3 separate regions of the Mus musculus genome follow, and regions 1 and 2 are each linked to region 3. A link is a loop called in an ENCODE intact Hi-C map of the cell type or tissue named here. Cell type or tissue: heart. All regions are shown on one strand. Links, peaks and the distances in the headings refer to the core of each region. The heading gives the core; the rest is flanking DNA.

What was found. Hi-C counts contacts between places; a loop is a spot of excess contacts. Peaks named below come from ENCODE experiments on the same cell type or tissue, not always from the same donor. Only the 100,000 strongest peaks of a DNase experiment are listed, where the experiment ranks them.
Region 1: it touches region 3 in a loop (6-fold over the local background); 3 of 42 quality-filtered maps call a loop at or near these places.
Region 2: a loop joins it to region 3, with 3 times the contacts of the local background. A loop is called at or near these places in 6 of 42 quality-filtered maps.

The regions. Positions count from the first base shown.
Region 1 is chr4:109,665,716-109,675,757 of GRCm38, forward strand. It overlaps Cdkn2c (cyclin dependent kinase inhibitor 2C), which reads right to left and starts at 1,041. Exons shown (of 3, transcript NM_001301368.1): 1 at 1-1,041. In heart, for the core only: CTCF peaks have their summits at 2,847 (motif pointing left) and 4,754; no DNase peak of the experiment used is centred there.
Region 2 is chr4:108,775,716-108,785,757 of GRCm38, forward strand. Zfyve9 (zinc finger, FYVE domain containing 9) reads right to left here and starts at 5,124. Exons shown (of 19, transcript NM_001384118.1): 1 at 4,738-5,124. In heart, for the core only: a CTCF peak has its summit at 5,034; DNase peaks (open chromatin) are centred at 4,626 and 5,076; H3K4me3 peaks cover 2,101 bases; H3K27ac peaks cover 1,497 bases.
Region 3 is chr4:108,829,184-108,839,225 of GRCm38, forward strand. It overlaps Btf3l4 (basic transcription factor 3-like 4), which reads right to left and starts at 4,457. Exons shown (of 6, transcript NM_027453.3): 1 at 4,325-4,457; 2 at 1,335-1,400. The coding sequence starts at 1,388. It overlaps Txndc12 (thioredoxin domain containing 12 (endoplasmic reticulum)), which reads left to right and starts at 5,495. Exons shown (of 7, transcript NM_025334.3): 1 at 5,495-5,673. The coding sequence starts at 5,583. In heart, for the core only: a CTCF peak has its summit at 5,524; DNase peaks (open chromatin) are centred at 4,468, 5,408 and 5,958; H3K4me3 peaks cover 4,389 bases; H3K27ac peaks cover 4,027 bases.

The sequences.
Region 1 (10,042 bases), core at 2,272-7,271, 840 kb after region 3:
CGCTAGCAGAGCGCCGCGCTGGCTGGATGCTGACGTGCTCGGGAGGGTTAAAGACGATCGCTGAGGGCAGACCAGAGCAGCAGCTCTGAAGCCCTCAACTCTCAGGTCTCAACGACTCCCTAGCGGGCTCGGCGTCTTCAGAAGAGCCTCCGGAGCCCGCCCGCCGAGCTGCCGCAGCCCCGCCGAGCCTCAGAGGCCGTGGGAGCCGGGCAGGGCGCGGGTCTCCGGAGGCTGGTGGGTGTGCGGCAGACCCCCGCCAAGCCCGTCATGCCGGCCCCGCCGGGTCCCGGGACTCCCGGCAGCCTGAAGACGGTGCACGGCGAAGGGGGAAGCGTCTATGGGGCTCCAGCCGCTGGGGTAGCTCGCGGCAGCATCGCTCTTGCACCCGGCCAGCTCACCAGTAACTTCCCGCCTACGACCGAGCTAGCTCAGGCTCTTCACTGCAAGCGCTCGCTGAGGGGCGGCCGTCGCCTCTGCCGCTGTCGTTCCCTCCCTTTCAGATTTTCCCGGGGCGTCCGATGATGGGAAGGGTCTTTGGAAGTAGGAGCGGTCGCCACAGATCCCGGGCGCAGCCAGTCCCGCCAACTTCTTGGCGGCCGCCCAGCAGCTCGGGCGCTCGGTGCCACTTGGCCAGTTAGTTCTTGGCGGTCCTCCGGCCTGTGCCCCTATCAGTGCCGCGGACAGGACAGCGGCTGCCAGCCAGTTGGGTTCCGGAGCCGAGGCAGGCTGCGCCGGCCGGTCGCGAGCCGCAGCTGACAGTTTCTTTTGTAGTCCGACTCCCCCAAATCTCTGATCGCCGCTCCCTTCTCCGCTACAGACACTTGCGCGTCTTTCCTTTAGGATCTTTCCCTTCCCTCCCTCCTTTGCTTCTTTTTCCGCTGAAGCAACTGCTGCTACGGTTGCCTCTGAAGGTACTGTGCCGGTTTCTTATCCCTTTTTTCCGACCTCATCAGCTTTTTTTGAAAAGAAAAAAATTGAGCGCTTTTTGAGTTGAAAAACCCGCCCCCATTTTAACGGCAGAGTTTTAAGGAGGCTCCGCCGAGTTAGGGCGCCGCGGGAGCGGGAAGGCCGGGCCCCGCCCACGCCCCGCCCAACGCCCTGGCGGCGCAGTGGCCGGCAGCCCGCTCGCTCCGCCCTCGCGGCCCTGCGCCCTTCTCTGCCCGCGCTGGGCCTGGGTTCGCTGGCGCTCCCGCCTGCCCTCTCGCTTCGCTAGTCTCCCCTGCCGAAGCGGGGTGGGTTCGGCCCGGCCTGGCCTGCTGTTCTGGGGCTGGCTGGAGTGGGAGCCTCTACCGTGCGGGACCCCGGTGGTGGTAACTAAGGCCGCGGGTGCGGGCGGAGGCCCTTAGAGGCTCGGCGGCCCTGCAGCTGACGGGTAGGATCTCCTCTGCTGGAGCCGGGCAGCTCCACCCTCCTCGGCGCTCCCCGACCAGGCTCGCCGAGTTCGAGTGGCCTGGCCCGGGGCTGCTGGACTCCTTTGCTCTGCCACAGGCCTTGGCACCTGTCAGGTCATTGCCAGGGCTGCAGAGGCGACACAACTGACAGCACCACAGGGCAGAGAAGTCTTGTAGACCGAGTTTTATGAGAACTGAAAGCATATTACAAGAAATCCCGACGAACTTCAGGGTCTAGAAAATGTGAACTTCTAGTCTTGAGGGAAAAGGAGAAATGCAATTAACTTTAAACAAAGCTTACAGTGAGTTAGAAAGGTTTTCTAAAAAGGCTATGTCTTTATTGGGGGATTTCTTTCACTCACTACACCGAGGATTGGTTGTTTTTAGGTGGAGGTGAGGATGGTGGTCTAAGTGTAAAAGGACCAGTGCATCCATATATTTCATATTCATCAATTTTCTGTACTTTTCACGTCTTCTTGTAGGCATATGAGATTATTGCCTTCTATACTTTTATGCTTTTAAAAAAACACCAGCATGGTTGCATTCAGTGGTCAAAATGAAACCAAACCCCCCCTCCGCCTCCCCTCCCCCCCAAATATTGGTCTAATTAGAACCAGCCACTGCACATATATCCTCAAGTAACATCTGTAACCCAGTTCCTTGGAGTAAAGTGAAAGTATTCAAACAAGCCAGAGACATCTGGATAGTCATTTAGCAACAGGTTGGCTGTTAGGGAAAATTGGAACTACAAGAATTTGGCAGTGTTTCTTTAAGTTGTTAAGAAAAAGATTAGAGCTAATTTTTGAGGTATCGAAAGCTGAATATTGTGAATCAGGTAACAACAAAGGGGATGAACTTCTTTAAAAATCATTTTAACAGAATATTTAGGATTCCATGTATACTGTATTCCATGTATACATTCTGGGAACTCTGAGTTTTTAGTTATCTGGAAGCTATGATAGGAGATTGGCACTGTTAAAGTGATAACTAGCACTAATACAAATTTACAAACACTGCTTTCTGGAAATTAATGGTGTCTTGCTTGGAGAAAATATGGTAACGAGGAAGAATAAAATTGTGGGCATTCTGTATAAAAATGGATGTACATGTGTTATGACTTTCATCAAATAAAATATCTTTGCTGAATTACTGAGTAAAGAAAATGCAATGTTTAGGGTGCTGTTGCCCAGGCTAGCCTACTGCTCCTTATGTACCCCAGACTGGCTTAGTATTTGTAACCTTGTGTCACCCTGGTATGGCTGGATTACAAGTATTCCCCACTCTACCGTGTTGTATTAAGACCTTTGGGGAGAGGCTGGAGAGATGGCTCAGTTAAGAGTGCTGACTGCTCTTCCAGAGGTCCTGAGTTCAATTCTCAGCAACCTCATGGTGGCTCACAACCATCTGCAATGGGATCCGATGCCCCCTTCTGGTATGTCTGAAGAGAGCAATAGTGTACTCATATACACAAATATTTTTAAAAAGGGTTTGGGGGAACCCTAAGCATTGAAGATTTTAATGTCCCATCACCCACAAATAAAACTTAAAAATATAGAACCTGCAAATAAGAGTAAAAGCAGCAGCTGGTAAGATGGCTCAGTGGTTAAGAATACCGACTGCTCTTCTGAAGGTTCTGAGTTCAAATCCCAGCAACCACACAGTGGCTCACAACCATCCGTAACAAACTCTGATGCCCTCTTCTGGAGTGTCTGAAGACAGCTAATAATAAATAAATAAATCTTTAAAAAAGAGTAAAAGCAGCTGGGTATGGTGGTGCATGCCTTTCATTTTAGCACCTGGGAGGTCAGGGAAGATGAATATTTGTGAGTTCAAAGCCAGCCTGGTCTGCAGATAGCTCCAGGACAGCCAGAGCTACGGAGAGAAGGCCTGTCTCAAAATACACACACACACACACACACACACACACACACACACACACTAAAAGAGGACTAAAAGCTGTTCAATAAAATTCTATTCTTATAACTTCAGTTGCTTTTGTTCAAACACTAACTTTTAAAATTCATTTAAAAAAAAGTATTTGGTGGGACTGGAGAGATGGTTCAGTGGTTAAGAACACTGACTGCTCTTCCGAAGGTCCTGAGTTCAAATCCCAACAACCACATGGTGGCTCACAACTATCTGTAATGGGATCAGATGCCCTCTTCTAGTGTGCCTAAAGACAACTACAGTGTACTTATATAATAAATAAACAAATAAATAAAAATGTATTTGGCCAGGTGGTAGTGGTACTCACCTTTAATCCCAGCACTTGGGAGGCAGAGACAGGTGGACTTCTGTGAATTCGAGGCCTACTGAGGTCTACAGAGCTAGTTCCAGGACAGCCATGGCTATACCAAAAAGCCCTGTCTTGAAAAAATGATACTACTACTACTAATAATAATAATAAAGTAAAAAATAAATTTAAAAATGTGTGTGTGTACACTCCAAAAGGCCAGAAGAAGGCATTGGATCCCCGGATACATTGTCAACTGTATTATGTGGGTGGTGCTGGGAACTAAACTCTGGTCCATTGCAAAAGCAGCAAGTGCTTTTAACTGGAAAGCCATCTCTACAGCCCCCAAAAACTGTTTCTTAGGGACTTGTTTGTTTGTTTGTTTGTTTGTTTTTCGAGACAGGGTTTCTCTGTATAGCCCTGGCTGTCCTGGAACTCACTCTGTAGACCAGGCTGGCCTCGAACTCAAAAATCCACCTGCCTCTGCCTCCCAAGTGCTGGGATTAAAGGCGTGTGCCACCATGCCCGGCGGGACTTTTTTTTTTTTTTTTTTTTTTTTTTTTTTTTTGTGATAGTTCTGGAGTTTTAGGTATGTAAAAATCTCTTATTTTGTGAGAGCTAGTTTACTGAGGTAGGTTTAAGAGTATCTGTCCTCGATAAGCATTTATTGTCCTGGAACTCACTCTGTAGACCAGGCTGGACTTGAACTCACAAGAGATGCATCTGCCTCAGCCTCCCTAGTGCTGGGACTAAAGACATGCACCACTACTACCCTGCTGATAAGCTTATATTTTATAACATGTTATACTTGTATTATAGTGAAAGTAACAGGTTTTTTTTAACATAGTTATGATATGTCCCTCAGATGCTTAAAGGGCATCTTGCATAGTTGGATACTGAGTACCAAGAGTCATAGGGACCTTTAGTAGTTCATAATCATTTTAAAGGACTTACAGCAAGCGTATGGTTTAGTCAAATTATTTTATGTTTTCCCCATGTTGACTCCAGTCAACGAAGAGTTCCTACATGATTAGCTTTGAGGAATGTGGATGAGGTAACTATACATTCTTAACTTGGTTTTAAAATCTTCCTCTTTATTGAATTTATAGATAACAGAGGTGGCCCCCTAGGGGACCTTTTTAAAATTACTTATACTTGTGGCTTTGGTATTTTATTTATGAGACCCAACAGGCTTTTACAAAGGTTACTTGTAGAACTCCTCAGAAAAATCCTGTTTTGAAAAGTAAGAAAATAAAATGCTAGTAAACATCTTGAAAGCTTAAATTATGATATTAATTAGCGATGCTTACAGTGCTTTGCAGCTATTAAATATAATACACATATTATTTAAATTTTATGAAGTAAGTATAATTAGTCTCATTTTTTATGAAGGAAATTTGAAATTATAATCTAAAGTCAACAAGTATAGAGCTTGAATTCACAACGTGAGCTTGGAGTCTAGGATCACCCACCAGACTCTTTAAGTCATTGGATGAACTACTTGTTTGATTACTAAAACAGAAATTTAACTTGGTAGTAATATTAGTCTCGTGAGTTATCTACTAAGAAAGAAACATTATTTAAAAACTTTGGTTATTGGGCGGGCCCACACCTTTAATCCCAGCAATCAGGAGGCAGAGACAGGCAGATTTCTGAGTTCTAGGCCAGTCTGGTCTACAAAGTGAGTTCCAGGACAGCCAGGGCTATACAGAGAAACCCTGTCTCGAAAAACCAAAACCGCCGGGTGTTGGTGGTGCATGCCTTTAACTCCAGCACTCAGGAGGCAGAGGCAGGCAGATTTCTGAGTTCAAGGCCAGCCTGGTCTACAGAGTGAGTTCCAGGACAGCCAGGGCTACACAGGGAAACCCTGTCTGGAAAAAACAAAAAACAAAAAAACAAAAACAAAAAAGAAAAACCAAAGCCAAAAACTAAAAACAAACAACAACAACAACAACAAAAACACCTTTGGTTATCAGCTGGACAGTGGTGGTGCAAGCCTTTAATCCTAGTACTCAAGAGGTAGAAGTAGACAGTTTGAGGCCAGCCTGGTCTACAGAGTGAGTTCCAGGACAGCCAGGGCTATACAGAGAAACCCTGTTTATTAGTTGGATTCTCTAGAGTCACAGAACTTACAGAACTCCCTTCCTTTCTCCTCCCTCCCTCCCCTCCCCCCTCTAAAGATAACTTATTGGAATGACTTACAGGCTGCAATACAACTAACTCAACAATGGCCAGCTGTGAATAAGAAGCTGAAGAATCTAGTGTTGGACTTCTGCATAAGCTGGAATCCTGAGGAAGTGGGCTCCAATAAGGTTGGCGAGTAAGTATAAGCAGGTGAAGAAGAAAACCTTCCGTTTTTCATCATCCTTGTCTTAGGTGTTCCATTTCTGTGAAGGACACTATGACCAAGGCAACTCTTTTTTTTTTTTTTTTTTTTTTTTTTGGTTTTTTTCGAGACAGGGTTTCTCTGTATGGCCCTGGCTGTCCTGGAACTCACTTTGTAGACCAGGCTGGCCTCGAACTCAGAAATCTGCCTGCCTCTGCCTCCCAAGTGCTGGGATTAAAGGTATGTGCCACCATGCCTGGCTCAAGGCAACTCTTATAAAAGGACATTTAATTGGGGCTGACTTACAGGTTCAGAGGCTTAGTCCATTATCACCAAGGCAGAAGAGGAGCTGAGAAGTTACAACTTGATCTGAAGGGTGCTAGGACAAGACTGGGTTCACACAGCTAGGAGGAGGGTTTCTCAAAGGCCACCCCCACAGTAATACGCTTCCATTAACAAGGCTACACCTACTCCAACAAGGCCACACCTCTTACTGGTGCCACTCCCTGGGCCAAGCATATTCAGTCACACCAGTCCTTATGTAGGCCTCAAGCAGAATGTATGGCCTAGATTAAAAGTGTGCCTCAAGATCTAGATTAAAGTCCTGTGTCTTGAGCCTCAAGATCTGGATCAAAAGCTTGTATCTTCTAGCTTCAAGATCTGGATCACAGGGGCTGGTGAGATGGCTCAGTGGGTAAGAGCACCCGACTGCTCTTCTAAAGGTCCGAAGTTCAAATCCCAGCAACCACATGGTGGCTCACAACCAGATCTGACTCCCTCTTCTGGAGTATCTGAAGACAGCTACGGTGTACTTACATGTAATAAATAAATAAATCTAAAAAAAAAAAAAAAAAGATCTGGATCACAGGTATGCCACCCATTTCTGGATCGTAGTTCATTCCAGATAGAGTCAATTTAGCAACCAAGAATAGCTACCACACCCTGCCTGGAAACAACAACTGCAACAACAAACCCCAACCCAACCCAATAACCACAAACAACAACACAAACTTAAAAAAAAAAAAAAAAACACCAAACAACTTTGTTTTTTTCAATCACAGGATCAAAATTAATACCAAAGTAAGTAATTTGATAACATGAAGACCCCAATATCACATAATGAGAAAGACCTTTAAATATTTTTACTCAAGATCCACAAACCCAGTGTAGTCCTTCCCCCCCCCCCCCCGCGCCCTGAAGTAAGGTCTCTCCTTGAAAACTCTCTCTTCCTAAGTTCTGGGATTAATGGTATATGCTGCCATGCCTAGTGCAAACTGGGTGTAAATGTGAGGAACATTAGGCAAGACCGAGGTGAGGCATAGTTTATAAAGTTCTTGATTCTTCAAAATTATCAGGATCTATGCGTGTCATTGGAGTTTATAAATCCAAAATAATTTCAAATGAAAATTTAGTTAAATAGGGACTGGAGAGATGGCTTAGTGGTTAAGAACCCAAATTCTCTTGCAGAGGACTTGAGTTTGATTCTCAGGATCTGTGTAAGGTTGCTCACAACCACCTTTAACCCCAGCTCCATGGGAATCTGGTGTCTCTGGCCTCTCTGTGTACCTACACTGACGTCCACACAGTTAAAAAAATACCAATACCAGCACAAATAAGTTATTGATACTTGAAAAATGAAATACAGACATTTAAAAAACAGTTTTAGAAAGAGGAAATTACATGAAGATTTAAAAGATTATATTTAAATTAGGGCACAGTCTATTTTAGTGGAATATAAAATGAGATTAAAATTATTTCGTGTACTTATGGAAAAAGAATTTCTGTTCTCTTGATTTGTGTCACTGCAGTGAAATTTTCTCAGAATTGAATTTTAGAAAAATGAAAAACATATTGTTTTCCCTTCAATTTTTTTGTAGTAGATATTTATTCTGGATGCTGGTTATTCAACCATAATACTTAGACCATATGTAAGAAACAACTTTTCATTTACTTTATAAACTTGGCTGCAAGGAGGGTGATACTATAAGGAGTTACCAGGGAAAGTGGGAAGAGCACTAGTTTTGACCTCGACTTGCGTCCTAGTCCTTTCACTTTATTTCATGACCCTAGACAAAAATCTTAAAAAACAAAACAAAACAACGTTGCCCTTCATTCTGTACATTTTTTTCTTTCTTTTCTTTTCTTTTTCCTTCAGTTTTTCAAGACAGGGTTTCTCTATGTAACAGAACTGGTTGTCCTAGAACTCATTTTGTAGACCAGGCAGGCCTTGAACTCACAGAGACCCATATGTCTCTGCTTCTCATATGCTAGGATTAAATGTGTGTACCACCATGCCTGGCTAGAGATAACAATAAAAATTCAAATTATTAGTATGAACCCAAGATTTTTGTTATGGATGTACCCTGATGAATATAAAAGAAATACTGGATGAAATGGTTTATAACCATCAAGAAACTTTCAACCTGTAGAAGGAGATAAACCATTTGTTGATTAAACAATTACAGGAAAAAATTCATAGAATTTGCCAGAACTGTGTTTTGTTAAAGTACTAAAGGCCATGGTTGGGGGAAAAAGGCAGGCATTCTTGTTAGCTTAAGCGTAATGAAAGGGGAGGCCTTGGAAGAACATGGAGGAGGAGCATACTGAGTAACAGCTAGCACATTAGGAGGCTTTAAGGCTATGGGCAGTTTTCCTATGCAGTATGTCACTCACTGTTTGAAACTGCTAAGTTTTCTTAGTTTTGAGTGAGAGATTAAAGATTCATAGAGAGGTTGGAAAGGGGCAAAGTTAGGTCTCAAACACAGAAATGCTATGAAATGTATGCTAATTTTACACAAAGATTTGAAGTTTCTCATTTATCTCCTGAAACGATCTTGTCAGGAGTTGAAATTAGTAATAGTTGAATGACTCATCCATGTTTCGACAGCTAATTTTTTGGGGAAATCATTCTGAAACCTCATATGTTTGAATATCGGGGTCGTTACTCCCATCTCCCTGCATGTATTGTATTATTTCAATTTTCAGATGGAGAGAAGGGAAAGAGGAATGTGCGTAGTGTTTGAATGAGTTCTGAGGTAGTCACTTGTCAGTTTTGCAGGGTTTCATTAGCCTGGCCATATATAACACTGAATACCTGCTTTGTTCTGAGGGCCCATGCTAACTGGGTTATTGGATTGCCTCACTTATATTGTTGACATTGGGTTTCACCTCATGATTCCTATTTATGACAATTTCAGAATCTCTCCTTTTAGGTACAGCAAGGAAAAAGACTACAAAGTTTTGTTGTTGTTGTTGCCTTTTAAAACAAAACAAAACAAAACAAAACAAAACAAAAACCAGTATCACCATGTAGCCCAGTCTGGCCTGGAACTCTCTATGCCCTGCCTGCCTCTGCACCCCTAGTGCTAGAATTAAAGGCATGGATCAGCACATCAGACTCAGGGGTTTCTATTTCTTACTTAGCTGATTCTGCACATTAAAACAAGTTCACTTTATAGGTCTGGGGAGGTTCAGTGATTTAGAGTACTTGCTATTGAAGAGGACCAGGGTTCTATTTCCAGCACCCACATGGTGGCTTATAACCATACATAACTCCAGTTCCAGGGATTCACACATCCCTTGCTGGCCTCCATGGGCACCAGGCACCATATGGTACATATATATGCACACAAAGGCAAAACACTCATAAAATACAACAAATAAATAAAAAAAACATACAAGTTATCACAGAATTGTATGCCAGATTGCTTTTAGTAAGAGAACCATGGAATCCATTTTTCCACCTGGTGGTTTTAGGGATCTAACCAAGAGCCTGTGTATGCCTGGCAAGTGCTCTATCTACTATTGAGTTTCATCTCCAGCAAATCAAGATCTTAACATAAATAGCACACTTCTTTGCATTCAAGGGATTGAATATTTGATTCAGTCTTTCTATTTTTTTTTTTTTAATGGATACACTCCTAGCTTAAAAAGCTTAGGCATGAATTCTTTATGGTGATTTCATCAGTTCTTATTTTTGTTTAACATTTCCAGAGTTTAACATACTTTCCAGGGCATGGATGTGTCCTTTAAAAGTCTGTAAGTTCCTACTTTGTGTGTGTGTGTTTGTGTGTGTGTCAAGATTGAATATAT
Region 2 (10,042 bases), core at 2,458-7,457, 54 kb before region 3:
GACTATAGTAAAAGCCACTAAAGTTTATAGTTTAGATGGGTAAATTATGTATACATTAATTTGTATCAAGACATAGACCATAAAAATAGACCCTTCCCTAATATTCTAAATTTGGCTGAAATATATGTACTATTCATTTGTAGTTTAAAGTCTTTACAGTTAATGTTGTGGAAGCAATCTTCATTGCTTAAAGATTCCTATCAATGTACATTAAATTATTTTTCCCTTGTGTAACAAAAACTGTTTCTTGACTTTGAATACCTTTAGAGATTTTTATCTTTACCTTATTTTCCAAAAAGTTCTGAAAGGTATAAATACAAATATACATACTGTTCAAATTTTTACAATACTTCAGGTCTCTTAGTTGGACTATTTAAAATAAATTCAGCAAGGCACAGTGGTTCTTGGCTATGATCCCCTCACTTGGGAAGTAGAATGAGAGATCGAAGTTCAGGATCATCCCCAGCTACCATCACAAGTTCTAGGCTAGCCCAGGCTACATCAGACCTTACAGAAAGTTCTAGGCTAGCTCAGGGCACATCAGACCTTACAGAAAGAAAGAAAAAAAAATTAAAGCACTACCTAATTTATAAAATGGAGAACTTATAAATAACAATTTCAAAGTATTTCATTAAATAAAATTTATGATGAAGCATGAGACATTCTATTAACTATATAATCAAAATACTAATTCTGTAAACTTGTCTCATCCTTAATTTGGCAATCTTTGCAATCGGTCATGCTAGCTTTATTTTTTAGCAGAAAACTGAATAATGAATAATCTTTTAAACTTTCTCAAAACTCAAAGAAATATACTTTCCATTTCTAGAGTAATGCTTATTTATATATAGAACAAGCTCTGATTTACTTAATCCTCACAATAATCCTATAAAATGTATACTATTAGCTTTATTTTATAGACGAATAAAGACTTAAAAGAGTGTAAACAAGACTGATCAAGGTTATAAGACACATATGTATGTGTATATATACACACACACAAACACATACACATATAAATGTATATGTATGTAAGTTATAAGAACTCTGATTCTTGTAACTTGGGACTGGAGAAATGGCTCAGTGAGCAGATGGCTCACTGGCTGCTCTTCCAGAGGTCCCGAGTTCAATTTCCACCAACCATTTGGTGACTCACAACCATCTATAATGGGTTCTGACGCCCTCTTCTGTCATGAAGGCATACATACAAATAGAGCAGTCATATAGATAAGTAAATCTTAAAAAAAAAAAAAAACAAAGAACTTTGATTCTCATCACTATAGATTATAAGGAAAAGTCTATGTTTTGAGTAGTACTCTTCAGTTCTTAAACTAAAGTACATGAAGTATTTTTGTCCAGCATCTGCAACTCGGTATTTTCCAACGATAAGTACATACCAAGAATGTCACTCTATATACTAATTCACACACTGCAGGGCAAATATACAAAAATGAAGTGAAAGTGAAGACCAATGTAAAGCTGGAAGTAAAGTAACACGTCTATCCCAGGCATAGAGAATATTGGTTTAGTTAAAGAGGAAATGAAAAATATGTGCACATTACAATAAAAATTTTCCCATCAAATTTTTTTCAAAAATCCAAAAGTAGAACTAGTCGAAAGAATGAAAGAATGAAAGAATGAAAGAATGAAAGAAAGAAAGAAAGAAAGAAAGAAAGAAAGAAAGAAAGAAAGAAAGAAAGAAAAGGGGCACTGGATAGAGGTCCTGAATTCAATTCCCAGCAACCACATGGTGGCTAACAACCATCTGTAATGGGGTCTGGTGCCCTCTTCTGGTGTGTCTGAAGACAGCTACAGTGTACTCATCATATATATAAAAATAAATAAATCTTAAAAAAAGAAAGAAACAAAGAAAAGCAAGAAGACAAGCTATAAGTACACAGTGTACACACGCTCTGGCTTTTATTTTTCTTTTCTCCAAAAGGAAAAGTGGGCATGACCATTTCTCTTTCCTGTCTATGATCACTTGCACCTCACAGAAACAAACGGCCCACTTCCCTGGAAGGGCTACCATTACTACAAGAAAGTATAAGAAACTCAGAGCCTAAGTATCTCATTGCTCCTCACATCTGACTCCACACTCTGTACCACAGCATGCAATGCAATCAATAATCATAAAGCATGTATATACCACCCCTAGAAACAAAAGAACTTAAACTAAAATCTAGGCAATTATCTTTTAATCAAGCTTTGTACTTTGCAACCACCAGTCTGTGGCCAGCACATAAGAGGAGCCAAATAAACTTCAGTGAATGGAATAAAAGTGGCAGCTTAGCAGCAGAGGAAGGAATGAGTTCATCCCTACTCATTCACTTGTTCTTTCTTCACTAGGGAGTTAATATAAAACTAGTACTTCCCAAGCGACACATGCTACTCTTTCTTTAAAGAAAACATTGAATCAGGAATTGGAAAATAAAGGAACATTCCATATGATTTTTTTCTCAATTCTGAGAATTAAACTGGGGGGCTTACACATTCTAAGCAAGTCCTCTTCTAGAGTGACCTCCCATTCCTTAGGGATGCATCTTGAAGGGCAAGATCCTGGATGAGACACAGAAGCCCTAAGCAGAGATCTACCTCATTTCACTCAGTTACAACACTTTTCTGACCCAGCCATGTAACAGTTAATTAAACTTGTCCTGCTTCCACAATTAGCTAATTGCTAGCAGAAACCTTGGTCATTTTTGTATTTCCCAGAACACCTAAAACAGAACCTGATATTATTATCACCTAAAATTATATTTTAAAAATTTATACAATACTTTTTGTATGCTGTCTTCTAAAAGCCTTCTAAATACCTAACAGCATTTTACAGACAATATTGACATTTATTCATTGCCAAGATGAATAACCAGATAGTTTTCCTTAACATTCCCACCAAAGGCTTACCATGTTTGTTGACTGAAACAGCTGTTTTTCTATCTGCATTACAAAACCATTATCTGTTGCTATGAAGACCATCTGTAAGCCACTTAAGAGTAATAGTTTTGCTAGAGAGAGGACAATTGTGTCCACCTAAGCGAATCTCTTTTATCAATTATGTCCAAATTTAGTAGTACTAAGAATCAGGAAGGTTGATTTAAAAAAATCAAGATCTTCGAGTTATACCTACAATTCTGATTTAGGGGACCAGGAATAGAATATTTTAATCAGTACCCCCAATTCTAACATTGGTCTTTAGAGACACACTGAGAAAAGAATTCGACTTTTAAAACCTAAGTTAACCAACATACTAATCAAGCCAATGTTTTACAGTTAAAAATGCTTACACAAGATCTGACAAAGGCAAGGCTACAACACTAACACAATGGGTCCTCAAAATTCATCAACATGATGACCCCCTTAGACCTCAGGAGATTCCCACGCTCTGTAGGAAGGTTAAGTCAGGAGTCTTACAGGTAACTATGCATATTAACTGATGGCTCTAACTCTGATAATTAGTAACATATTTTATAAATTTTAAACAAATGTCTGGCTGTAAAGTGGACCAGTCAGGCATTCTTAATTTAATTCCAAAATATAATAATAATTTTATAAATCAGTACACTCTCACTGTAAACTTTGAATGACCATCAAAACATATGACATTACTAGTAATCTCTCTCCAGTTATTAAGTACATATTGAAAGCCAATATAGTACCTCTCTGCGTATCCAAATTTTCTACTATATATACATATTTTCATGCATTGACGTTCTAGATGTACATATAAGTCCTATATAGTAGAAAAATGAGAATAACCTGTAATCACATTTATCATAAACAAGAAGCACCCAATATCTGACGTGTAATGTCAAACTACAATCACTAACTTTTTTTTACATCCTTACCAGAACAAAACAAATCATTTTTCTTGTACAACTGAGTTTATATCCCATTTTCGGCATGTCCTTGCAATTAGGGTAATTAGTATGATTTAAAATCTTCTTGCCATCCGTTCTCTATTTGAGTAAAACATTTTTGTACCAAGGACTGGGGCATTAAAACATTTCCTGTCTCTCTAAAGGTGGAAAAGACATCTTCCTAAAAGATTTTTTTTTTCTTTTTTTAACTGTGAGTAGCTAGGAAACTTAGCATAGCAAAGATGGGATGGGGCTTTCTCCAAAGCAGACCTCGCTCAGAGACAAGATGTAACATAAGGAGGAAAGGATGAGCTAGCGGCAGGTGATGAAATTTCACCTCAAAAAAGGACGCAAAAGGCTGTGTCTCCAGCAAGGGAGGCGTGAATGCTACTCCTGGAGTACCAGGGGCTCCGAGTGCCCCGCACTCTCTGCACCTCAATACTCACCACTCCCCACCCAGGGGGTGGCTCCGCAGGACTCAGTACGCGGAGCAGGCAAGCCAAAGCTGTTTGCAAACAAGCGTCCTCTGCCTCCCTCCGGGATGTGCTCGAAGGGCCCTGGGAAGGAAGGCACGCTCGGCCCCGCCCGGGACAAACGCGAAGGGCACCGGTGCGGCCGCCAGCCCGATCTTCACGTACCCGGCCGCGCCGGAACCCAGGCCCGGCTAAGGGCTTCCCGGCGACTCGGGGCCTAGTCGCCCCCCGCACGCCTTCAATCTCCCGGGGACCCACGGAGAAAGGGCCGAGGCCCCAGAGCTCCGGGGTGCCCGCGGCGGCCGCACTGGCAGGACGCTCCGTCCGCCCGGCCCAATAGCTGGCGCCAGGACCCCTGGGCGGCGCAAGCAGACGAGCCCCGAACCGCAGCGCGCCACACTCACCGCCTCTCCATGGCCCGGGGGTCGTCACTCAGCCGAGAGCCTCGTCCTCAGCGGGGCTCCGCCGCGAAGCCTCGCACTCCTGAGGGGGCTGCGGTCTCAGCGGCCGGGACTGAGGCCCAGCGCCCCTCCAGCCGCCTCAGCCACGCGGGTCCGGGAAAGCGCGGCCGAGCGCGGCCGAGCGCGGCCGGGGGCGCAGCTTACGGCGGGACAACCGAGGCGATGCAGGCAGACGGGCTCGGCGAAGCCTCGGGCGCCGCCGCGGTGGCCGCTTCAGCCGCCCGCGCCGCTGGGCCACAGCGCCCCCTGGACCCCACGTCCCGCTACGGCGCCGGGACTGCGGCGGCCGCACCGGGCACGAGCGGCAGGGAACGCGAGGCAGCGCGGCCTGGGGGTGGCGGGGCCCCGTGCGCCCTGCGCCGCCCGCGGCCCGTGGCCCGCCCCTGACGCGGCTTCCCGGGAGCCGGAAGCTGTCGGCTCCCCCCACACCCCACCCCCGTCAGACCCCAGCACCTTTTTCTTCCCTCCAAGAAGGTATGTGAATGCTTTCGTCACTCGTCTCCGAGAGCGGGAATGTGAGGGAATCTCGGTTCATTTCTCGTGGAGACAGGGGGTCCCTTTTAATTCCCTCAGTGCGTCAGTATGAAAGGAGCGTGACCCAGAACAAATCCCTTTTTTCTTTTCCTAAGCACATGCACAATCCCTTCCCAAAGCAGATAAAGGAATCATCTTTGACCTCAACTTTTTTGGAGCTACTGTGCAGATTCACTACAGAAATGTGCTATAGAATTCCTTAAACCCTATCCTTACCTACAAAGTAGGGGGGAGAAAACAAAAAACAAACAAACAAAACAAAACAAAATTTAAAAAACGCTGACAAAGAGAAGAGAATAACCAACGGGTTGTCCTGAAACCGATAAACAACTTAAAGGTAAGAAAAGACTCATCCTTTTACTAACTTAACCCTGGCCACCACCTCTACCACTTCTGGGTCACCCACCCCTTATCAAATCCTAGATAAAAACTCTGAAAGAAGGAAATTGTTGTGGTTATATTAAAGGCTATGCAGTCATTTTGTTTACAAATGCCTCCTGTTTGATCTTGCCCAGCCTCTAGGATGCTAACATAACGTCACAACTAAAGACTGTCAGAAGGGAAATAGGAAAAAGAAAAAAAAAATTTTAAATCCCCTGGTCCCTCAAATTCCCAAATACTGTGTTTGTTTGGTTGGTTGGTTGGTTGGTTTTGTTTCTGGGAGCTATACTGGAACAAGCAAGGACTTTGGTGTCAGGCAGATCCTGATGCCACTGGTTCCAGTTACATCATGTAGAGTTTTATGACCCTGGCAAGTTATGTAATATTTTTGAACCTCTGTTTTCTCCTGCCTGCCTAGCTGGTTGTGAAGGTTGGGGATGGAAGGACGGGCCTATAGTTCCAATTTTTGTTAATTCCAGAACACCCTAACACTTACTTAGTCATTCTTAATCTGGAGATTGTGCCCATCTGTGTGTGTTTATCCCACCACACTCCCCAACCCCGCTCGTGTGTGTCTGTGTGTGTGTGTGTGTGTGTGTGTGTGCGTGTGCGCGTGTGTGTGTGTGTGTGTGTGTGTGTGTGTGTGTGTGTGTTCCTATCAAAAGGTCATTCTCATCATCCTGGTCTAAGTGAAATTTCCCTGAATTTCACTCGTGCATTTATGTAACATCCTCCTCTGAAGAGGAGAACCTAGTACACTGGATCCTTTGACATTCTACAGCACAGCAGATATCAAAATAGAACCAGCACATTTTTCCTGCATGAAAATATTATAAAATATTATAAGCAATCTTGCCTTACCTTAGATTATGGGATAATAGTAACAAGACATGGGGAAATTACATAAGGAGTCCAGGAGCTGTTCAAGTAATAATTGAGCAGCCACCCAGAGAAAAATATAACCTAGCAGTTCTTTTCTCATCAATGAAAGCTGTTCCTGTACAGTCCCAAGTCTGCCTTTGCCACTTATCTCTGAGTCACATTACACACACACACACACACACACACACACACACACACACACACAATCACTATCCCCTTTTTGTAACGACAGAAACCAGCTCGGAGGAAATGGTGATTCATCCTCACAGCATCTCTAAGAACTCAGTACTTCGGCACCACCACCAAGGGGCATCCAACCGAGAGAAAAGCCGCAAGGAGTCCCTATAACCTAGGGTCTCCTGTCTGATAGCAGTCTTTTCTACAGTAACAAGAGAACACTGTTAGAGTGAGTTGCTATTGATACCATTTGTGCTTTAGCATGGGCCCTTTAATTTCCATCAGTTTGGCTCCCTGACATGACATTGGCACTGTCCTTTCCAATCCAAGCTCACTGCCACTGCAGAAAACCTACATTTGTTTGTGAATAATCAGGACGTCTAGGGTGTAGCTACAGCATGAAGATGATTCATTTGTTCCCAGGACCAGTTTCTTCTTGCCTCACACGTTCTTCCCTTCTATTCAAACTCTTGCTGAGGGAAGCTGCTTGATAGTAACTTGCTTAAAATCGTTCTGTCATATGCTGGCCAGATGGCTCAGTGGGTAAAGGGCCACACCTAGTGATCTGAGTTTTATCTCTGGAACCCCAAGATAGAAGGAGAGAACCAACTACCCAGGAGGCATGCATGCACCCACAGTAGGTCTCCTTTTGTCTGCTCCCATTTCATCCAAGACTGTTTCCCCTCCTGCTTCCTCATCTTACTCTCAGCTCCTGACCTATCTCTCACCTGCCTCCTTTCTTCTGCCTAAGATCTCTTTCTGTTTCAAACCACTTCAACTCGAAGTCAGTTGTCTTGATTCTGCCACTTTCTGTTTGCATTGATTTCCACCACTCTCCGATGACTTTAAAGTATAGCTTAACGCCCCCCCCCTGTAGAATTCCCCACTTCCATGTCTATAGAATTGACATCCTTTAGAAAATCAATATTGTAAGACTGTTTTCATGGAAGTTTGGGATCATCTTTAGTAGAATTTTCTTTGCTCTTTAAACTTTGGGTGAAGCCAGGAGTGCTTCTCTTCATCCACTTGTATATTTGTTTACTTCAAAGGCTGAGGCAAAGGGATCACTATTGTCCAGGAGTTGGAAGCATACCAATGTAGGCAACATACCAATAGTCTCATCTCAGAATTTTAAATGGGGGCGGGAGAGAGATTCAGTGACATCATCATCTAACAGGTGCCTAATCCAGATTCTGGTTATCATATTTAATTGTTAGCACTCACTACTGGACAGTTGGTCACAAAACCTAACAAATTCTACTTCTTGTTTTGTTAAATTATCCTTCTCCTTTCACACACCTCCCTGCACACAAAGGTACAAACCTTTTGATCTAGGATATTTGAATAAATTTTAAGTTTACAGAAGGGAAAGGGGAAAGAGAGTAAAATAAATAAATTTTATATTTGTGTATAAGAATATATACTGTATAAATTTTGTTGAAAGAGAAACATAAAATCTCATCTGCGTTCTTTTTAACCCTGTACTTTCCCAAGTTATAATTCTTCATCAGTACAAGGTCAATACATATTTCCCTGTATGCCTCCCTTATCAGATTGTGAGCCTGTGGGCCAGGTGCAGTGTTTTAATCATCTCTGTATCCCTAGAACTGGTCTCAACATGGCTACTCTCAAGCTGAACTAGATAGCTTACATCTTACCTGCTCAGTGACTTTTTAAGGCTTGCTTTCAATTTTCAGGACCTAAAAATAAGAATTCCCTTTGAGAGTTGTAGCCCAGAACTGAACCTACCCTGCTGCTTACAGCTGTGATCTCTCACAGCTTCTTCCCTCAACAAATGCTGCCCAGAGTCAAACCCCAAATCCAGAGTCTTGTAAGGCAGATAAGCCCCAAAGCAGGTCCCACGTCAGTTAAGCATCCATCCCAAGCTGAAAAAGGAACCTGGGGGCATCCGGGGGCTTGTTAGGTCATCCTAATCCCTACAAAAGAATAAAGCAGCCTACAAGATGGCTCAGTGAGTAAAGGGACTTAGCTGTAAGCCTGATGTTCTTGGACCCTCGTGGTAGAAAGGAAGACCTGCAAGTTATCCCCTGATCTGTATATGCTCTGACCTCTATACATGATGCACCCATCACACACACACAAATACAATCATTAAAAACAAACAAGCAAACAAACAAAGCAGGGGCTGGAGAAATGACTCAGCGGTTAAGAGCACTGTCTGTTCTTCCAGAGGTCCTGAGTTCAATTCCCAGCAACCACATGGTGGCTCACAACCATCTGTAATGGGATCTGATGCCCTCTTCTGGTGTGTCTGAAGACAGCTACAGTGTACTCATATAAATAAAATAAATTTTTTTTTTTAAGAAATCAATTTCAGCATAGGTATTGAACATAAAGAAGTAACTATATAAAAGATATATAAAAATGTTCATTATGTTTTGGTTATTGACATAAAAATAGAAGGATAACCTAAAATAAATTACATTATCTCCACAAAAATATTGTTCATCTATTAATCTTTTTTGTAATATATGTGTGTGTGCCTGTGTGAGTTTATGTACATCACATGCATACAGGTACCGAAGAAGGCCAGAAGGCATCAGACACCCGAACCTGGAGTTACAGGTGGCTTTGAACCACATCATGTAAGTGCTGGAAACTGAACCCTGATCCTCTGCAAGAGCAGTAAGCATTCCAAACCATTGAGCCATCTCTCCAGCCCCCATTAATTGTTTTTAAATTATTTTAAATGACATTGAAACTGCTCATGATTTAATACCAAATTAATAAAAGTATAAAGTAAAAAAGAATGTATGATTCAATTATTTTATACATATAAAGTATACTTAAAGATTCATTTTTGTTATTCTTAATAAATGTGTCTATGTGTGTGCCTGTGTGCCAGTCTATACTTGGGATTATAGTTGCCTTCAGGGGCCAGAGGTTTCAGATCTCTTGAAGGTAGAGTTAAGTGGCTGTGAGCCAATGGCATGCATGCTAGGAACCAGATCCAGTCCTCTGCAAGACCAATACAGACTCTTAACTCCTGAGCCATTGTTCCAGTTCCAGTATACATATATTTAGAAAGGAATAAATAAAATGTTAAGTGCTTGTGGGAAATTTTTACTTTATAATTTGGAATAATTTCAGATTTAAAGATTGCAAAAAATAGTACTTCCAAATCCCATGTTTCAGCCATATCTAGCCACACTTCCTTTAGAATGCTTTCTCTTGTTCTCTATTTTTTCTATCTCAATAAGAGATAGATATGTGTGTGGGTATATATATATATGTATATATATATATGTGTGTG
Region 3 (10,042 bases), core at 2,771-7,770:
GTTAACTTTAGTTCAATCCCCAGAACCCACATGGTGGAAGGAGAGAACTGACTCCTGCAAACTGTACTCAGATCTCTGTGTGTGCATGTGCACACATTACATATATATAATTCATATTTTATATGTATATACATACACATATATATGCATATATATGTGTGTGTGTATATATATGGCAGTGAGCAACAGAAGATATATGTTTACCTATGACCCACACACATGCCATGTGTCCATAAGCATCCATGTGTGTGTGTGTGTGTGTGTATATATATATATATATATATATATATATATATATATATATATATATATACACACACACACACACACACACACACATACATATCAATGCACACATACACACACACACTAAATAGATAAATAAATGTAATTGTGATGGGGTCATCAGTCCCTTCCAGGTCTTACCTAGTTGTTACAAAACTCGAGTTTTGCATATGCTACAATGTGACCATTGTGGCTATCCGTGTGTTAATATGAACTGACATCATCCAACTTTATCAGAGAAAAAGAACTAGTCTGGGCTGGAGAGATGGCTCAGCTGTTAAGAGCACTGACTGCTCTTCCAAAGGTCCTGAGTTCAAATCCCAGCAACCACATGGTGGCTCACAACCATCTGTAATGAGATCTGACACCCTCTTCTGGTGTGTCTGAAGACAGCTACAGTGTACTTACATATAATAATAAATAAATCTTTTTAAAAAAGTACTAGTTACTTCTTCCCTTCTCTGCTCAAGATCTGTGGTTATGATCAATGAAAAGCATGGTTAAAACCTGTTAATATTGTCCTCTCTGCCTTTTCTACATAGCGATCCATGTATGAACTAAGTTTTGTTCTTTCTCTTTTTGCAAATATTGCAGTGTGCAAAGATGAGGGTACATACAGTATTCTCCTTGAGCCTTGGACCACAAATAAAGGGAAAACAATCCCTGCATGTGGGAAATGGAAAACAGGAAACCCTTCGAAGCAGCTGGCAAGAGATTCTGTCTTGATATATAACATGGAGAATGAATGAGAAAAACTCCAGCCCACATCACCCATGGGCCTCCACATACATGTGCACTTTCATATGCTCAAATGCCCACATATATTTGTACACACAAAGACACACACCAAAATAAAAAGTTGAGGATTCAAACTAAGGGGTCTATTTTCATGGCACCATCGGAGAGAAGCATCTTCTAGTTACCTGCTTTAGATCTAGACAAATTCCCATCACACACACACAGCAATGTGGTCTGATTGTAATCACTGAAAAGATTCTGCACTCAAGGACCACCGCACACGGAAGTGACACTCTCCGGCAATCACTCACCTTGCCCCCTATCCGGACCTGAGCTTGAAGTTTGGCTAACTTTTCTTGATTCATGCTGTTGCAAATCTAGGGGGGGGAAAACAGATTTGTTAAATTCACTGCTTTACCAAGTTAAAAAATCATTTATACAAACAATAGCTTTGCTTCACTGAGTTAATATAATATCCACTAACATCAAGGTCATATCAATACCGTCTCTATTCTTAAATAGTGGTAACTTGTTCTAGCTTCACAAACCAATTTTTTTAAAAAAATTAAATACCACATGGGAGTCAAATATACAAATAGCAAATGAATGGGATTCAAAGTTGCCTATTTAAAGATTCATTCCTAACACATGACTCAGTTCTCTGGCATTCAGAAAAACCTAACCAATTATGAAATCTCTTCAGGCAAGCAGGCTTTTTCTTGCAGAGACTTTCACAGCAGAGAACAGTTACCAAATGTTATTAGCAAAACCTTCAAGTAGATCATTTTCTCTGGAATCACATTCTGTATTTCTTTTAAAGAATAAATATGGCACATACAAAAAAAGGCTAGGCAAAGAAGAAACTGAATAATGGAGTTGTCAGGCTGTCAGCAAACAAGTCACGTCCTCTATTCAAGGTCAGATGTGTTAATAGTGGGAAGCTACCAGATTCCCAAATAATACTCACTGATTCTGCAGCACCCCAGTTTATTCTAGACCTTGCACTGATAATGTCACACTCAACAAGATATTATTGCATCAGCGGCAAAATGTCTCACTGTACTATTTGACAAAGATCAAATAGTATCTTGTTACATTTGTATCATGGTTACATTAAGTTACTGGGCAAGACAAAAAAATAAGCTATGCAAATTTTGACCTTTGAAGATTCTAAGGACATTCTAAAATCATGAATTCTAGTCTTGACAGTGACACTCCTGCTTTGGAAAACAACATACCATGCGCTAAAAAAAAAAAGCTAATTTAACAGTCTTGTTTGACTTGTTCTGTGGCTTAACAGATCATTACTGAGATGTGAAGGAGGGAATAAGGGAATAGGCTATTATTAAACTTTTTTTTTCCTAATTCTAACTTTGTAATTGCATCATTCAGATGATAAGGATCCTGTTCTTTACATTTGAAAGAAGAAAAAAAGAAGACTCAAAAGATCGTGTAAATTACTAACCATTCTGTACTGAAGCTGAACTTAAAGAACTGACCTGTATATATCGCAGCTGTAAGGCTGAATCCATTTCACAAATAAAAATTAGAACCTATGGCTTCTCACTTTGTTCAACATTGTATCACAATGGTCAAGCAGGTAAAAGCTTTTGCATGGGAGTTGTGTGTAGAATCCAAACAGTCTTTTAGGTGTGTGCCAATCTTAGCTGTGCAGCAGACTGAAATGTGCTGATAGAAACCTCAACCTTGCATTCAAACATCCACAAAAGAGCTACAGCCATGAACTTATAGTGAAATAACACAGCACTTAAGGAATTTCTTGCAAAAAGGAGGTCAGGAGAGAATATTAAAACTAAGCACAGGACTAGCCCTTTGTGACTATTTGCATTTTAGGTAACATTCCTAAAGAAAAGAGTTGGCAGTTGGAAAGATAAGACAAAAAGTCCAGACTTATTTGAAGCAAAAGCAAAGCCCAAATTAACTCTTTCTTATGGTGTAAATGAAAGAATAATTCCATTTCAGGTGGTCAGTATAATTAAGAAATCTTATTCCTAAGGAGTATTTTATGGAAAAGACATAATTTTAGGGCATCTAGAAGCTTAAAGCAGCAGGGGAAGGAGAAATATGGCCTTTTGTCCAACAGCAAGTTGGGCTGTGTAGGATTCTAATAGAAAAAGACATTTAGACTCAGCCTGAGACCTAAAAGGTCACCTGGTTTAATCCCTACTTAATATCTTTAATGTACCTGTCATTCTTGTTTCAAGTGTGAGGTCATCTCAGATACCTGTTAGTGCAGCAGGGCATAAATTATAAACAAAATTGTTAGCTGCCTGGAAGGCCTGGAAAGTTCCTCTCTGTGTCCCAAAGGGAGAAATGACTTTCAAGGGCCACATGATCACTGAGTGAATATCCACGAATCCTTTCTGCACTTTTCTCAAGGACTTCCAAAAAGAGTATACAGAGATGAATCAATATTTATTGGATGCCCAAATTATAAGCATCCAAGTACTTTAATCATGTTTACAAAGATAAAAATAATTTGAATTTTCAGCCCTGACTTTTTATGTGAGGTTTTACCACTTAGGGCTTTGGAAAGGTATTTAGGTTCTTTGTACTTGTGTTTGTTTCTCCCGCATTAAAAAAAGTATACCATCGCATACTTTACTGAGTTGAAGGCTAAAGCATAGATTATCAAGTTCAGGTAAGACACTCAGTAGTTGGTAACTATTGTTACCATTCTTCCAGAGGGCCACTAATTAGGTATAATGAAAGAACGTGGGAACGGAAGTTGAAACCGCCATTCACCAGCTGTGTAACACTGTGCCTGGCGATCAATCATCAGGCAGTGTGAAGAGGTTATAAGGATAGGTAACTGTCTCAAAATTAAGAGAGACTTGTAAACAAGCACTTCTATTACAAAGTGAAGAGCGCTGCAACCTAGTTCGGCCCCAAGAGCTTGGTGGCCGGGTGCTAACCTCAGTTTGGGAGGAGCAAAAGAGATGACAACAGATCTGCTGCTCAAAGCGTCTGACACTGTTGTTGTGAATAATGAGTGATGGACGAGGAGGGTTCTACCCTCCTGGGTCTGGACCTGAGCGGCCAGAGCCCGGGCCCGGCTCCTCCACAGCGGGCGGTGGTGCTGGGGACCTTCCCTCAGGTGCCGACCCCCAGCTGCGCCGCCCGTAACCGACAGGCCCGGCCGGCCGCCTCCGCCCCCACTCGCCGCGCCACGGCGGAAGTGGCAGCCGGAGCGGACGGCGGGTGTCGAGAGGGGAGGGCGGGGGGAGACCGTGCGCAGCGGCCGGAGGCCGTGGGGTGGCGGGCCCGCCGGGGGTCTCACCTGCAGCGGGGAGGGTCCTCCAACACCAGCACGCGGCAAGAGCAAGATGGCTGCCTCAGCTGAGACAGAGAAAGACCGCGGCGGCAGCGGCGGCGGCGGCGGGAGAGGCCCACGTGACGCACGGCCCCGCCTCGACCGCGGGAGGGAGGCGGGGTGGGGGTGGGTACGGCAACTGCGCGCCTGCCTCCCGACTACAAAGCCCAGCATGCCTCGCGCACCTCACTATTCTGATTGGCGGCCGGGCTGCTTCCTGGAGGAGGCGGCGGTCCCCTTGGCGTCCCATTGTGTCTGCGCTTACCTTTTGTCTTGGATTTAACAGAAGGGTGGTGTGGGGTCTAGTTCGGGTTGTACACCTTGGATGTCCTTCACTAAGCATTGAGCTCTAATGGACTCTCATCAGGAGGGAAAGTCGGCAGTTGACTTGTTAGGTAGTAACTCGACCCAATACAAAAAGCAACAGACTTAACGGAAAGAAGCTTTACACTTTACGTGCTTGAGATGACTTATGTCCCAGTTCCCTCGGACTACCTCTTCAGTTGTGCAATAAAAGGCCCCAAGCATGGTTTTCTTGGACCTTATGTCAGTTGGTTGCATCATGCCTGAGTGGAAGTCCTGCGAATGCGAGTGGGGGTGGGGGGAAGGGTCCAGCGCTTCTCCAAAGTGCTTGCCTGCAAGACACAGACGCGTGCACAGCGAAACGGGCTTACCGAGTCTCTTTGGAATCCCAAACAGAAATCTAACAATGAAATGCTGTTGTCCAGTATTTTTAACTTGTGCGAGGGGGCGGGAAATTCCAAGCCCTCTGTTGTGATAGGCTGATCTCAAAGATAATAATTTGCATTTTGAATATTTAGTGTAGTGGTCCATTGGAGGGAGGGGCTAGGCTAGAGGTCAGACGTAATTAACAACGGTTTTCCTGAACCTTTCCCCAGCCCTCACCAATTCGGGCCACCTCATCCGGCTGTTTCTTTAAGCCTGGATATCAAGGACTTAGGGAAAGCAAACTCGAGATGTACTCCCACATCCTTCTACGTGATCTGCACCTTTAAACTTACTCCATTCCAAAGCGGACCCTCGAGGCACCGCCCACATCCGTCTAACATCACTTCCTTCAGTGTTTGGCTAGGAAAAAAAAAAAAAAAAAAAAATCTGGGAATCCGAGGGGTTGGGCTGAACGGCGATAAGGGGGCAGAGCGGAGCTTCTGCTGGAAATCCTGTTCCCTCAATCCGGTGGCTCTGTGCAACTACCACCGTGGAGATGTCGCTTCGTTTCGGGGCCACCTGTTTGCTGAGCTTCAGTTTCCTGCTCCTCATCACTTCTTCAGACGGACGCACTGGGCTTGGAAAGGGTCAGACCTCATTCTTACCGTAATCTTTACGGACCCCGGGCCTTCTTAACACTTTATTTTCTCACTGTATCTTAGGCCACTTTAGATTCCTTTTTATCTTCCCCAACTGCTTTTGTGGATTTCTCGGGGTCAGGAGTACCAGGTCCGGGAGAGGGTTTAAGAGAAGGAAGTTGTACTTGAGGGCGCTCTTAATTCTTGGGATTGAGAAGATATGGCCCTTAAATTAGGACTAGGTTGTTTAAGAGTCCATTCATGTGTCATGTTAGGCGCTTGGGACGCCTCCAGGAACCGTCACCTTCCCGCCAGAAGAAATAGGTCGCTTGGGAAGCCCTCAGGAACCGTCACCTTTCCGCCAGAAGAAAAAGGGTCGCTGGTGACCTGTAGTGGTCGCTTGAGTCTGAAGATTCCTCACCACGTTCCCCCGTACCCCCAAGACCCGGTTCCCTATTCCCCCAAGAGATGCAGAAAAAAGAGCAAATGAAAGGTAGACCTTTTGCTAGGTCACCAACAGTTGGTTTTGGTGTGGCTCAGCTAGTGTGTTGGAAGAAACTGATTTCTTTAGAGCGATGGATCAGTGGTTATCAATGAAGGTTAGGAAGTAAGGACCCCCAACTCCGTGTATTACCAGCCCTATTTCTAAACTTGAACACCTTCTCATCAGTTGGGTTTTTTGTTTGTTTGTTTTGGCAGCTGAATTGACTAACTGGTTGAGTTATAAATGGATTCCAGCCCTGCTTTGGATGGTTTGTGTTATGACCTTTACTGTATGGGATTTTTCTGATGCTGGTGGTGTGTGTGTGCTTCAGTGTGGTGTCTGCCCGCCTGTTTTCTGGTACACATGACTAGGCCATAAGAGGATATTGGGTGTTTTCCTCTTCTGCTTGTTCTCCACCTTATGAAACAGCCTCATTGAATTTGAGTTCACCATTTAGGCTAGAGGAGCCCTGTGTGTGTGCGCGTGTGTGTGTTTAGGTAAATGTGTGGCCCAAGGAGGCCAGAAAAGGGTGTCAGTCCCCCTGGAGGTGGAGGTGCAGGCAGTTGTGATCTGCCTCTAACATGGGAACTGAACTTGAGTCCACTGAAGAGCAGCAGGTTCTTTTCTGGTCCCAGCCCCTATTTGTTTGTTTGTTTGGTTGGTTTTTTGAGACAGGGTTTCTCTATAGCCCTGGCTGTCCTGGAACTCACTCTGTAGACCAGGCTGGCCTGGAACTCAGAAATCCTCCTGCCTCTGCCTCCCGAGTGCTGGGATTAAAGGCGTGCGCCATCACTGCCCAGCTGTTTGTTTTTAGAGCTCTTTATCTTTACATTCATTGGTGGGCATTGAGACTGAGTGGAAATTCAATGAGTCACCTCAGTTCAGTATTGATTTTCGATCATCAGCCATGTTTTGATCATTGACTCGGGTACTAGAGACATGACAATGAAGAGAACAAACAAGGTTCTTGCTTTCACTGGGTGTATATTTAAGTCAGAGAGTGCAATAGGATAGATCTACGACAGATTAATAAAAGAATTTCAGCTTATATAATACTGTGGTAGATTGGGAAGTACAGACTGAGGAGGGTAAGGGCGCTGGCATCTACCTGAATTAGGAGGGTGAGAAAAAGCTTTTCTTTTCTTTCTTTCTTACTTTTTTTTTGGGGGGGGGGTGAGAGACAGGGTTTCTCTGCAGCCCAGGTTGTCCTGGAACTCACTCTGTAGACCAGGCTGGCTTCGAACTCAGAAATCCGTCTGCCTCTGCCTCCTGAGTGCTAGGATTAAAGGTGTGTGCCACCATGCCTGGCAAAGCTTTTTCTTTCTTTTCTTTTTTCTTTTGAGAAAGAAGTTTTTCTAAGGTGATATGTGGGTTTCTGCCTATGAAGGAAGTGCTGAAAACTGCACAATGGGTCCTATTAAGTCAAAATGTTCCAAATACTGATGATCCTATTGTAAAACAGGCCGCTGTGTATTTAGAATAGAACTGTATATACAGAGGGAGACTGGAGTGCTAGGGTGTATGCAGAGCTGAGTTTCAATGTGTTCTGCCAGTGACCAGACGAGATGCCTGTGACAAGTAGCTTAATCTCTCTCATGCCTCTGTTCCTCAGCTGCAAAATGGGTGTGATTGTTACCCCAGACACTCAACACATAACAAACCCTGCTCAATCGACTGTTGAATGCATATAACATTATGAAGTGTTGTGTGAGTCTCATTTCTTTGTCAGGCAGTAAATACTGTGTTATTCAATTAGCATCATTGCCTAATAAACAACTCCAAAATATATTGAAGCCTTGAATCCCGGGACTGGAGGTAGAAGCAGGCGATCGGATCTCTGTGAGTTCCAGGGAACCCAAGTGGAAGAGCTAGTTTGTGATAATTGAATGAAAAAGCAAAAGACGCGTGAAGTGTCACACACTTGAAAAAGATCGAGTAAGTGAAATATTGTTATTATTTCCACCATTGAGGAATACTTGCTTGTTTCTAAAAGGAATTAATATTATCTCAAGTATTTGTCTTGTGTATTGTTTATGTATAGATTCTTTGGACATAAGAAATATACTCACCCCACCTAAAAAAAGTAAAAAGTACTACCTGAGGCAGGAAGTCCTGAAAATTTTGATGAGTGTTGTTTCTTCCAAAATGTCTAAAGAGCTTCTCCAGCTCTTTCTAGAAGATTCCTTGGTGGTTTGCAGAGAGGAAACAATGAGTAACCCTCCCTACCCTCCCCAACAGTTTTCATTATGAAGAGGAAGCACGCTGGTGTGGAATAGTGTGCACTAGACTGGAATTATTAGGCCTAGATTTTAATCTTGGACAGGCCATTTAGCCAGCAGTGGTCTTCCCTAGTGACCATTTATTAAGTGAGAGTGAACTAGGAATGTGTCCTAAGGGCCTCGCAGCTCTAACATTCCAGTGTCCAAAAACACGCTCATTATTCTCAGTAGACTAGAAACTTAGCTCTATCACCTGGAAAGAAGTGTGGTTGCTAGCATTTACTTCCTCTCTGCTAGCTTCCAGGCATTGATCTGCCTGCGTATTTTTTTCATACATAGTAACTATGAGGTGGGTAATATTTTTATTATCATCCCATTTCACAGATGAAGAATTTAAAATGAAACATTAGAAGTTAACTAGTAAGTCGAGGGCAGGAAGATGAATCCCCAGCCCATGTCTTTACCCAGTGCACCACTCTGGCCTCCAATGCAGAATCTAGAAAGAGGCCATTCATGTGTTCTCCCGCCTGTAATAGAAATAGATGACTTCAGTCTCTGGAATTCAAAGCTGGCACAGTAACACTTACGCTCCATGTCCCGTTTACAGCCACAGTCACTTCATGAGACAGATATTTTTGTTAGCTATATTTAACATTTGCGCAGATGGTAGAAAGGCTGCCTTCTGATGGAGACATCACTTGGCTACACTGTTACTCTACCTTCCAGGTACAGTGTTGCCTAACTCAGGCCTGGCTGCCAGCTCTGACATCTGACCTTTCCTTATTTAGGTTTCACCAGCTGGAGCCTGGGGGTTTTTTCTGTTGTCTTTAAAACAATCTAGGAAGAAGAGCTTGGACACCAACATAAATACTGTGTTTAGAACTGGCTTTTCCTGTTTTAAACATCGTCTTCGGTGGGGAAAAAGAGCTGTTGATTTGGGAACCTTTAGCTTCCTTTGCAGATGGCTGGCATGAACTGCCTTGCAGATGACACCTTAGGAAACTGCACTGTCTGCAGAGGCTCCGTGCTGCCATGGCCAAGAGAATAGCTGCTTAAAACTACCTGTCTAAGTCATCTTTCAAGAGGAAAGGGAGAAGCAAAAACAAAGCAATTCCCCATCCCCTGTGGGTGTTCTGTAGCTGAAGTCAGTGTTCTCAAGGTCCATTCCTTCATCCATTCATCTTTAACCATTGTTAGTGAGCTAGCCAACTGTAGGGAATGGTTTAACTATAGAGTAACCACCTCCATTCCAGCTCTGCCTCTCAGGGGCAATGTAACCCTAGGCAAACTCTTTAACTTTAGTTTCCTTATCTTTAAGGAGGAAGGATAGAATTAGCATATCATAAGGTTATTCTGAGGATATATAAATTAATACCTGTAAACACATTTTAAAAACTGCTATGCTTAAAAAAAAAATCCAGCTGGATGGTGATGGTGATGCCTTTAGACCCAGCACTCCGAAGGCAGAAGTAGAAGAATCTCTGAGTTAGAAGCCAGCCTGGTCTATAGAGAGAGTTCTGGGACAGCCAGGGCTACACAGAGAAAACAAAAAACAAACAAAAAACCCCCACACCATTATCATTACTATTTTTCTTTTTTGTTTTGTTTTTGTTTTTTTGTTTTGTTTTGTTTTGTTTTGGAGACAGGGTTTCTCTGTGTAGTCCTGGCTGTCCTG